4 separate regions of the Mus musculus genome follow, and regions 1, 3 and 4 are each linked to region 2. A link is a loop called in an ENCODE intact Hi-C map of the cell type or tissue named here. Cell type or tissue: heart. All regions are shown on one strand. Region 1 overlaps Igsf9b (immunoglobulin superfamily, member 9B). Region 2 overlaps Ncapd3 (non-SMC condensin II complex, subunit D3). Region 3 has its middle 12 kb from the start of Igsf9b. Region 4 has its middle 21 kb from the start of Jam3.

Evidence for each region. Hi-C counts contacts between places; a loop is a spot of excess contacts. Peaks named below come from ENCODE experiments on the same cell type or tissue, not always from the same donor. Only the 100,000 strongest peaks of a DNase experiment are listed, where the experiment ranks them.
Region 1: a loop joins it to region 2, with 8 times the contacts of the local background. A loop is called at or near these places in 7 of 42 quality-filtered maps.
Region 3: a loop joins it to region 2, with 10 times the contacts of the local background. A loop is called at or near these places in 5 of 42 quality-filtered maps.
Region 4: a loop joins it to region 2, with 7 times the contacts of the local background. A loop is called at or near these places in 6 of 42 quality-filtered maps.

Annotation. Positions count from the first base shown.
Region 1 is chr9:27,324,913-27,327,412 of GRCm38, forward strand. It overlaps Igsf9b (immunoglobulin superfamily, member 9B), which reads left to right. Exons shown (of 20, transcript NM_001326702.1): 13 at 1,934-2,109. Among named protein-coding and RNA genes, the nearest start is that of Igsf9b, 27 kb to the left of the region's middle. In heart, a CTCF peak has its summit at 1,230; a DNase peak (open chromatin) is centred at 1,209.
Region 2 is chr9:27,073,491-27,075,990 of GRCm38, forward strand. The region is part of intron 25 of Ncapd3 (non-SMC condensin II complex, subunit D3); the gene reads left to right. Among named protein-coding and RNA genes, the nearest start is that of Ncapd3, 45 kb to the left of the region's middle. In heart, a CTCF peak has its summit at 1,366 (motif pointing right); no DNase peak of the experiment used is centred here; H3K27ac peaks cover 470 bases.
Region 3 is chr9:27,286,249-27,288,748 of GRCm38, forward strand. No RefSeq gene overlaps it. Among named protein-coding and RNA genes, the nearest start is that of Igsf9b, 12 kb to the right of the region's middle. In heart, a CTCF peak has its summit at 1,389 (motif pointing left); no DNase peak of the experiment used is centred here; H3K27me3 peaks cover 224 bases.
Region 4 is chr9:27,175,113-27,177,612 of GRCm38, forward strand. No RefSeq gene overlaps it. Among named protein-coding and RNA genes, the nearest start is that of Jam3, 21 kb to the left of the region's middle. In heart, a CTCF peak has its summit at 1,258 (motif pointing left); a DNase peak (open chromatin) is centred at 1,289.

The DNA of each region.
Region 1 (2,500 bases), 250 kb after region 2:
CCGGAGGCTTTTCATTCCTGATGTGTCTTCCTGTCTGGAGCTGGAAACTGCAGCCTCCAGATCCACAGACAGCATCCCCAAGTGAGGAAGATGCACATTTATTTCCTTCTTCTTCAGCCTGCTTCTCTCTGAGTCTGAGGAGGAGGAGCAAGCAGACTGTAGACCTCAGAGAGCCTTCAGCAGCATGGGTTCGAGGGGCCTTCCATTGCCCTGGCTGTTCTCAGACTGAATGCAACTCCTGGGTGTTGAGTTCTCTATGGGCAAAGTGTACCTAGATAGTGGGAGATACAGTCAGAACAACCTCCCAAGCCTTGTCTGTGTTCCTCTGGATGGGGGAAGGGTCCCATGCCCACTGCCTGGGGGACGTTGTAAGATGCATGCATGGGTCAGGAAGTGACCTCTGCTATTGCCCTACACTGCCTGACACTCATCTGCATCGCTTATCTCACACTCTGCTCACTTGCATTGGGAGGGAAGGGCAGTTGTCATGCTAGAAGAGGCCTTCCCTTCTTTCTGAATAGCTCTAGTTCATTGTGCTTATACAGACATTTGTTTCTTGCTGCTTCTGCTTCTGCTTCTGCTTCTGCTTCTGCTTCTGCTTCTGCTTCTGCTTCTGCTTCTGCTTCTGCTTCTGCTTCTGCTTCTGCTTCTGCTTCTGCTGCTTCTTCTTCTTCTTCTTCTTCTTCTTCTTCTTCTTCTTCTTCTTCTTCTTCTTCCTCTTCCTCTTCCTCTTCCTCTTCTCCTCTTCCTCCTCCTCTTCCTTCTCTTCCTCCTCCTCTTCTTCTACTTCTCCTCTTGCTCCTCCTCCTCTTCCTCTTCTTCCTTCTCTTCTTCCTCCTCTTCCTCCTCCTCCTCTTCTCCTTCTTGTATTTCTCCTCCTTCTTCTACTTCTCCTCTTCCTTTTCCTCCTCCTCTTCCTTCTCTTCTTCCTCCTCTTCTTCTTCTACTTCTCTTTCTACTTCTTCCTTCTCTTCCTCCTCTTCTTCCTCATCTTCTCCTTTTCCTTCTTCTACTTCTCCTCTTCCTCCTCTTTCTCTTCTTCTCCTACTTCTCTTCCTCTTCCTCCTCTTCTTCACTTTCTTTTGCCTCAGCTCACATATTGGTCATATTGGGTAGTGGCAGTGCATCTTAAAACCTAGAGAGGAGCCTGTGGGTATCAGTTGAGTACAGCTCAGGGACAAATAGTGCGGTCCAGTTGCCCAGGACAATGTCTCCTCCCTGTGGTATCATCTGGAACTGCACCTGTAGCAGGTGGTTTACTCCTATTGAAGTTGAAGAAGTGGGTGGCTTTAGACTGGAAAACCTCACCGCTAGATTCTTTACCTTCCATCATTATAACTTTCCCTTTGGTTGCAACTTCTAGCCTTCAAGGCATTAGGAGCCCTGTTCCTGCCATGGGGAAAAATCTGGTCAATTTTTAAAAATGCTTTGGATATCCTCAGATGACCTAAACTGGACTGATTGAGTGGAACATCCTGTGATACTCTCGGCCCTACTTCTGCCTCTCCCTGGTAGGGCAGACAGCCCATGTCATCTGGGTTCCTTCTCTAGTCACGACACTGCCCAGCTTCCATCCTCATGTTCAGTGTCCCTATTCTAGCAAGACAGAGTCCATTTATACAGTAGTACTTGGAGTGGGATTCTCTCACAATGCAAATGGTAACTGACCAGTGTCTACAGCATGATTTACACCTGAGGACCCTTTTCACTGGGGAGGTACCACAATGGGGTGTGCCCTAGTGCCATGAAGGTTGGCATAGCCAGAGCCGGGCAAGTAACCCCACCTTGGCTCTCCCTCTTCCTGCCCCTGAACCTGGGGATGCTTGTACTTTCCCTGCCTTTCCCTTGAAGACCTTGCATGCATACTGTCCTCTCCAGTGTGACCCACCCCACCCCTTCTCCCCCATCCTCTCTCTCTCTCTCTTTTGGCCAGGATGAAGCGGGCTCAGTTTGGGCCCCACGACTGGCTGTCCTTGTCAGTGCCACCGGGCCCCAGCTGGTTGCTGGTAGACAGCCTGGAGCCTGAGACCGCATACCAGTTCAGTGTCCTGGCCCAGAACAGGCTGGGAACCAGCGCCTTCAGTGAGGTGGTCACTGTGAACACTTTAGGTGAGGCTCTGGGCTGCTGTGTATTGGGGGCTATTTCTTAGCAGATCTTACCTAGAGAGAGCTGAATGTAGTGATGGAGCTAACATTAGGGCTTAGTGGGTGCCAGCACCTTACCAAGTGGTCTTTGTTGTAGTCCCTATTATTTCCCAGTAAGGATTTGCCATGTACTCCTGTAGTGTTTGCCTGCTCCCACGTGATGGCATTTTAGCTGTATTCCTTTTGCATCCTTGGATGGAACAGACAGGCTCAGAGATATGTATGAATGTTTGGCAGTTTTACAAGGGGACATGGAATTTTCTGCACTATCTACCTGTAGTTGCATGTCTTCTGGGGTCCAAGAACAGCCTTGGCAAGCAGACACTTCTCAGGTGAACTGGAAGTTGTGACTTCA
Region 2 (2,500 bases):
AGAGTTCATTAGTTATAAATAGCTCATGGTAATGGCTCCCTCTGGTTCTAAATTTGGTCACCGATAATTTAGTCTGCTTTCTGTAGAAGAATTTCTGTTAAGTTCTTTTGGTGTAATTTTGAAAGGAGGAGCATTTCACATAACAGAGTAGCAGAGAATTAACCTTCTAATTAATACTGTCTAGGCCCAGAAGCAAAAAAGCTGGGGCCACCAGCTTCTTTTTTGTGTAGTCAGGGAAAGGATGAGATCTACCAGTACTGTGTAACTTTAATGTTCTTCCATAGGCCCCTCGTGGCCAGCAGTCTCCATGGTCTGCAGTCCAGACCTGGCACAAGTGCTCAGAATGCTTTCAGGTGATGCACCTAGGATGCAGCATTGTCTGTCTAACCTGTATTTCTGTCTTTTCTCTTATTTTTATCAGCTCCCATACAAGCTCGTTTAAAAGGCAATAGATAAGTTTAACCCAACTTAAACATTTCACAGTCTACACACATGTTGAAATATCACATGGTACCCCATAAATATGTACAATGTATATGTATTGACTGAAAATAATACATTTTTAAAAGTTGACAAGAATATATAAGAATATAAATCTTGATATATATTAGTTTAGTTATATCTTATATAGATTAGTTTCTGTGTGTTTCTGCTAAGTCAGAATATAAAAGAATATGTTTAAAGAAGAGCATTAATCAGTGTGCATAGTGTTTACATAGAAGGTGTGAGTCCAGATTCTCAGGGCATATAGGTCAGAAGGAAATTCCCTCACATAAAAAGACCTGGTGAAATAATTAACATTTTTAGGACCTTGATATTCTCACTAAAGGTTTTCATTATATCTTATTTCCTTCTTATATGTATCTGTGTTGAGCATACTGCCACGGCACGCATGTGGAAGGTGGAAAACGACTTTCAGAAGTTACTTGTCTCCTTTCACCATGTGGGTTCCAGTGTTAACCTCGGACCATCAGGTTTGCTGGCAGACCCTTTAGCCATCTCACCAGTCCCGAGATCTTTCAGTTTTCAGTGGACAGGAGTTTCTTCTCTCAGAAAAGCTAACGTCTATATATGCTAGGCCAGTGGTCAGGTCTGTTTGCTTATATTATGATTAGTTTCTCCATGTGTTTCTCCCAAGTAAGAACTTAGCAAGAGTAGTCTATTGAATATCTTCTCTGGTCAAGTTGGATTTCCTAAAGATTCTAGCATGACGAAATTGAGGAAGGAAAATGAGGAATGGACTCTGAAGCCCAAGACTTCATACATGTTCTGTATGTATTCTACCCCTGGCCTACATCCCAGCACATCTTTAACAGGCCTATATAAAACCAAGTTTTTAAGCTAAAAAATTGTATAGTATTTTCTTTTCTGTCCACTAGGTGGTGGCCTTGTAGACTGGTAGTCACAGAATGATAGCCAACAAATAAGCAGACTGTTTAATAGGCAGTTGCTGCAAAAGTTAAGTTCAAACAAAATATAGCTGAGAAAGAAAAGGAAGGAAAACCAAAGGTGTCTTGGCTTGGGAGACAAGGAAACTCCATTCTGTAGAGAGCTCAGTGAAACTGCAGAACCAATGGGATGGGATGGGGGTGTCCGGACAGCTGGAAGGTAGGGTAAGGACAGTGTGTCCAGGGAAGCGCTTAGATTCACTGCAGTGACACAGTGCATGGCACATTCACAGAAAGGTGCCATGAAATACAAACACAGGGCACTGTGGGTAAAGAAGTCGGGAAAATGACAGGTGTGAGTGGCAATTGGGTGCCTATCTATGAGCATTGAAGATCCTGAGTCGTGATATGGGATTGAGAGAAAAATATCAAATTAACAGAATACAGGCAAACAGCAGAGGCTGTGGTGCTGACCAGCTGCAGGTCCGTTGCTGTACCCAGTTGCCACCTCCCCATGCCTTGCCTTCACCTTCCTTGAGTCTAAATTTAAGTTTCTTTTAACTTCAGCAAACAAAAAAATTAGATCCTTTTCTCCCCAGAGTGTCAAGAAGACATTGTCAGTGTTTTAGTAAACACTGCACTGACTGATTGCAGCTTCTCCGAATGGAAGGAAGGCTTTGTGGCAGCTTCCATCCCTGAGCATGCATTGTTCATGTGCAGGCTATATGTGAATATGCAGACTGTATATGACAGTTAAATATATGTGCTTAGTAGTAACTCACCCTCAGTTACCTCTGCCGATGTGCATTCCAACCCTAAACCCCAAGAAGACCATCATTTGTCCTGAGATCGGATTAAAGCAACCTTTCTTCTTACTGATGAATTAACAGATTTATAATTCAAGTTCAGATCTGAGGGGAAAGTTCAGGTAGACATGAGAACACTGCTCTAGTAGGTTGACCATAAAAAGACCACAGGGGGTAAATTCTTACCCTTCATTTCCTTGGGAGATTTGTTCTCCTTTTAAGGGTTTTCCCTATTCTGGTCACAGATGGTTTACCCAAGTAAGTTAGTTCAGAAAGAACTCCTTCTGATGTTGTGACCTCTGCCTT
Region 3 (2,500 bases), 210 kb after region 2:
TGTGACTAATTGGGTCTTTAAAGGGGAAACTGAGGCTCAGATGAGGAAGGTGATTTTCCTGGATCACAGAGGTTAGCAACGTTCGTGTGAGAAGCCAGGTCTCATGGCTTACATCCCTGAAATGTAAAATGCTGTGTCACCAAATTATCCAGTGTGCTTTGCACAGACTGTTTCCCTTGTGGTCCGGGAGTGGATGGTGATAGAAATCTGAGGTGTTGCCACCCCTATGGAGAGCTCAGGCATGACTCTGGTACTTGTGACTCACAACAGCCGTGGGAGGTATATGCTTTTGTGGCTTGTTTAGAAGCCTCCCTAATCAAAGGGGCTGGATTGGTTCTGACTGTACACACCCTGGATCTGCAGTAAGGGATTCAGACTCTACTTATGAGGAAATGCCAGGGGCTCTCCTGTCTCTGATGTAGAGGTCCTGGCCACTGTGCTGAGGAACCTGGAAGTACTAGGAGACAGGACACATAGAAGACTGTCCCTTTCTGCCCTTTCCCTCTTTCCTCAGACCAGGAGTCTTTCTGTTTGTACATCTTTCTCATGTCTCATTACGATGCTGCACAAAACAGGAGGGTCTCTTCTCTCTCAATTTCTCCAGGGTGTGAGGGCATGGGAATTTACAGATACAGCACCAAATGTGTGAGAGTACACACCTGTGTGTGCACATGGAGAGCAGTGCATGCCTCTACAGCAATTCTATGTATTCCTATGGTTCTCTCTGAGGCCGTATATATGTGTGAAAGTGTGTGGGCGAGCAGGTCTGTATGTGGCAGTGCGGCACCTGTCTGTGTGGGTGTTGTGATCGTGTGTGTGTGTGTGTGTGTGTGTGTGTGTGTGTGTTCCTGGAGTGTGTGGGCTGGGGTTTATGTTGGTAGAGGCTAACAATTGTGGTCTGTGCTGTGCTGATGGTGTGACCATGAGAGTGTTAGCTTGCTTGGTTTCATCTTATGTAGCATCACCTGCTGAAGTGTGTCCATGCCCCACCCCCATCCTTAAGCTTTCACACACCTACGTTGCCCACACCCACTGACACATACATGACTGTCTAGCATCATAGCACAGCACTCAAAAGTGTTCATGAAGAGTTAACATGTGTGCACATGTGTCCAGTTCCAACTGCTCACACAGAAGTGGCTCTCCTGATCCCTTTTTCTGGGCTGGTTTGGTTTTGGGTTTGTTTGTTAGTTTGCGTCCTCTCTCTTCCTCCTGGGAGTGGTCATCCTTGTCTTGAATGCCTGGCAAATTCATTTTCGGAGCTTGGCCCTGGCACAGTAAAGAGGGTTTTTCCCCTCTGGGCATGACCAAGTTTCCTTCTAGAAATGTAATTTGTCCTCATTAATCCCACTCCTGGTTCTAAGAGGCTCCTAATGGCGCCACCTACTGGTGGCTGTTCCCTAGACTCTGTAGCTAGGGAACATGGGTACCCTCTACACTATAATTAAGATGAAGTACAGGTAGGCCATCCTAGATGTTGTGTACTATGCGACCATGAAAAAGCTGTATCCTTGGGAAAAGGCACGAATGGCAAGAGTGTTCTAGGGACACCCATGCTGGGAATTCTGCTGCGGCTGACCACAGACAACCCACATGCTGTGGTTCAGTGTGTGTTAAGCTTATGCTTCCAGAAGGAGTGTCACACCTGCCCACAGAGCAGAGTGGGTGGGCTTTGTAGTTATGCACATGCGGTGATTGGAGGGATTCTGGGTACCAATCTATGTGCAGAATGTCCTGCACCAATACATGGTGCACCAATGCATTTGCTCTGTCACACTTACCTATGTATGTCCTCTGCACTAGTGTTTGTGTGGCTGTTGCTTTGTATGTTGATGTGGAGACATGGGTTTGGGTTGTATTAATATCATATAATAAGAGCTTGGCATTTCTGTTTATGCCAAACCTTTCATGCTAGAACACAAGCCCCTAGAGTGCCACCATTTTCTCCTGCAGTCTAGACTTCTTGTTTCCCTGCCTTTATCATTGATTCCTCTTCTCTCCCTCTTCCCTTCGTGCTCTTTTAAAAATGTCCATCTCTTATGTAGTGGGGGTTTCAACTATGTACAGAGGTTTCCTAACTGCTGTCATCTCTGGGTCCAAGGACAGTTGAACTAGGCCCTGATGTCTTGCCTGTCTGTCAGTAACGGATTGTCTGCTTGGACGATGGATGAGATGCCCCACCACAAAACCCACCATGGGTTTTGTAGAACTCGTTCTACAAAAAGCCTCCAGAAGTGACAGCAGCCTCGGGCAGAGAGAGGCCCCTTCTCCCCACGGTAACGGTGCAACCCGCTTCCCTAGTGTTGGAATGTCTCAGAGTCTGCTTGATGCCCCTCGATTAACCTTGGGAAGTTGCCAGGCAAGCAGTGCTCGTGGCAGCCTGCCCCTCTGTCCTTTTAACTTCACATTCCTCCTTCTATGAGCTCATTGTGCTAGGTTTCCCATGAAACTCTCTTTTCAGAGCCTCAAATGGCCTCCCCTCAATCTCCTACTAGGCAGC
Region 4 (2,500 bases), 100 kb after region 2:
ACCCTACTGAGGCCAGCTTCTCAAGGTATCTTCCTCACACTCCTGGCTTCACATAAGATTCCAAATCAAAGCCTTCCTCTCAGAAATGCTTTTGACTCCCTAGCTAAGAGAAGACACAGCTCAACCCTTTAGAATTTCGTTCTCCATTTCTGTACTCTTTCCCTTCCGTGCTGAGCTCGCAAAAGAGGAAAACAAGTGTCTGAGTAGGTGCTGTGCCCGAAAGCTGCAGGCGTGGGATTTTTACCTCAGCATTTGCAGTGTCTAGCCTAGCATGTGTGTGTGTGTGTGTGTGTGTACAAGTTGTGTACAGGCATCTGCTTTCTGTCCGAGACAAATGTTCACAGGATTCTGTGGGATCTGTTTGTGAGGAGACCGTAGAGGGTCCAAGTGACTGTTTGTGGAATGCAGGCTGCAGACAGGAGAGGATGGGCGTGTATGCACCTGTGCATAGGCATGCAATTCGACTCGCAATTTTGACTCGCAATTCGGAGAAAGCCGCTGAGGAATGTCTAGAAAAGGACATGTGCAGGACATTCGAATTGAAGCAAGAGGACTCTTATGTGCATGGTACTTGTGTGGGATGGATTTCGGGTGGACACCAGAAGGGACACTCTTGTGCTTCCTAGAAGCCTGCAAACCCTCTGTCAGGAAAGCCCCTTAAATAGCCAGTTGGGACCAGTTATGGTGAGTTAGATCTGTAATCTCAGCAACTGGGAGACCGAGGCAGGAGTGTTGTAAATTTGAGACCAGCCTGGGACACACAGTGAGTTCCAGACTGTGCATGCTTGCTTTTGCGTGTGTGTCTGCACGGCGTGTGTGTACGTGTAAACAGCTAATATTCAGAGTGTAGCTTCTCTCAGGAACAGGCCTGGTCTCCAAGAAACTCATTAAATGACAAAATAAAACACCTTTGACCATGCTTTATCTGTTTCTCCAATCTTAAGGTCACAGGGCCAGCAATCCTGTGGCCAGCAGAACCTTTCAGCTTTTGGCATATGGGGGTTACTCCCTCTTCCTGCTGAGGGACCAGGGACACTCTGGGCCACATACCCCAAGAAACCAGGAAGAGGGAGAAGCTCCCATATGCCAAAAAAGAAATAAAGGGCGAGGGGAGGGAAAACAAACAGAAAAGCCTGCTTCTGCAAGCCTTTCCCTGTGTTCCAAAACCCAAGCTAGGAGCTCAGACTGTAGCCTTCCTAGCTTCCTGTTAGCTGGCCTGCTGGTGGGAATGGAAATCACCCTTCTGCTCTGGCCTCCAGTTATTCCAGCCCCATTGCTCCACCTTGTGGTCCATTCTAACTACTACAATTCATTTTTCTCGTCCAGTCCCCTTATCAACCAGCCCCCTTTAACACCAAATGTTCTCTAAAAATGCTCTGTCATTTTGACATTCTATATAAAGTGTCCTAGCATTATAAGAGCTTGAAGATGTAAACAGAGATTCCACATGGATATGAGCCCAGAGCTGAGCCATTGTGAGAAACAACAATGGTGAAAGCTGGGGTTTAATATGTTTCTGAGAAGTAGAAGAAGAAGAAGAAGAAGAAGAAGGAGGAGGAGGAGGAGGAGGAGGAGGAGGAGGAGGAGGAGGAGGAGGAGGAGGAGGAGGAGGAGGAGGAGGAGAAGGAGAAGAAGAAGAAGAAGAAGAAGAAGAAGAAGAAGAAGAAGAAAGCCATATTCCAGACACTTCAGAATGAACCAAGGAAGACCAAGGAGAAAGTCTAAGGTAGATTTTTAGGGTGAGTTTTCTACCCTCTAAGAGGATTTGAGCAGAAGAGAGTGGAGCAGTCCTGATTGTGTTGGAATCCACTTGCTTTGCATCTAGGGACCCTGTAGGGATGTGGCAGCACCCAAAGGGCTCTACCAGCAGAGAGGGGAATGTGAGCATCCCCAGAGAAGGAACCTATGTTGCTTGCCCAAAGAGGTCTGAAGGTGAAATAAAAAGATCTGCTTTAACTCTCTTAATCCTATGACTTTGAGACATCATGCTTTTGTTTAAGAGTCGCCCCGAGCTGTGTGGGATAGAGACTGAAGCAGCCTGGACTACGGAGCAAGAACCCCCAACATAAGTAATCTGTCGACCTGGACCACCACTCCATTCATGTGGGATATTACTTTTCTCTTGTGTGTTAGTCAACGGTGCCTGTGGCACAAGAGTTCTAACTTTGTTAGTATCATTCTTTTGGCTAGGATGCCTTCCCTGTCAGAGCTGTGAATCTAAATCTTCCTGGTCTTCAAGGTGAATTCAAACCCCACTTCCTCCACAAAGCCCTTTCTGGTTTTCCTGCTTTGGAATGTCCTTACATCTTTTCTTTAAAATCGTCCCAGGGACTGCAGTCCTGCTTCTCATGGGAGTGTTATGGGGGCCTTATAGTATAAGAGGCTCCGCTTCAGGTGTAAGTCCGTGGGGACTATGTCGGGGCATCAAATGTTAGTCTGCCGTGGCGATTGCTGAGATGAGTAGCCCATTTACTGATTGAAAGCAATGCCTCTCCTTTTC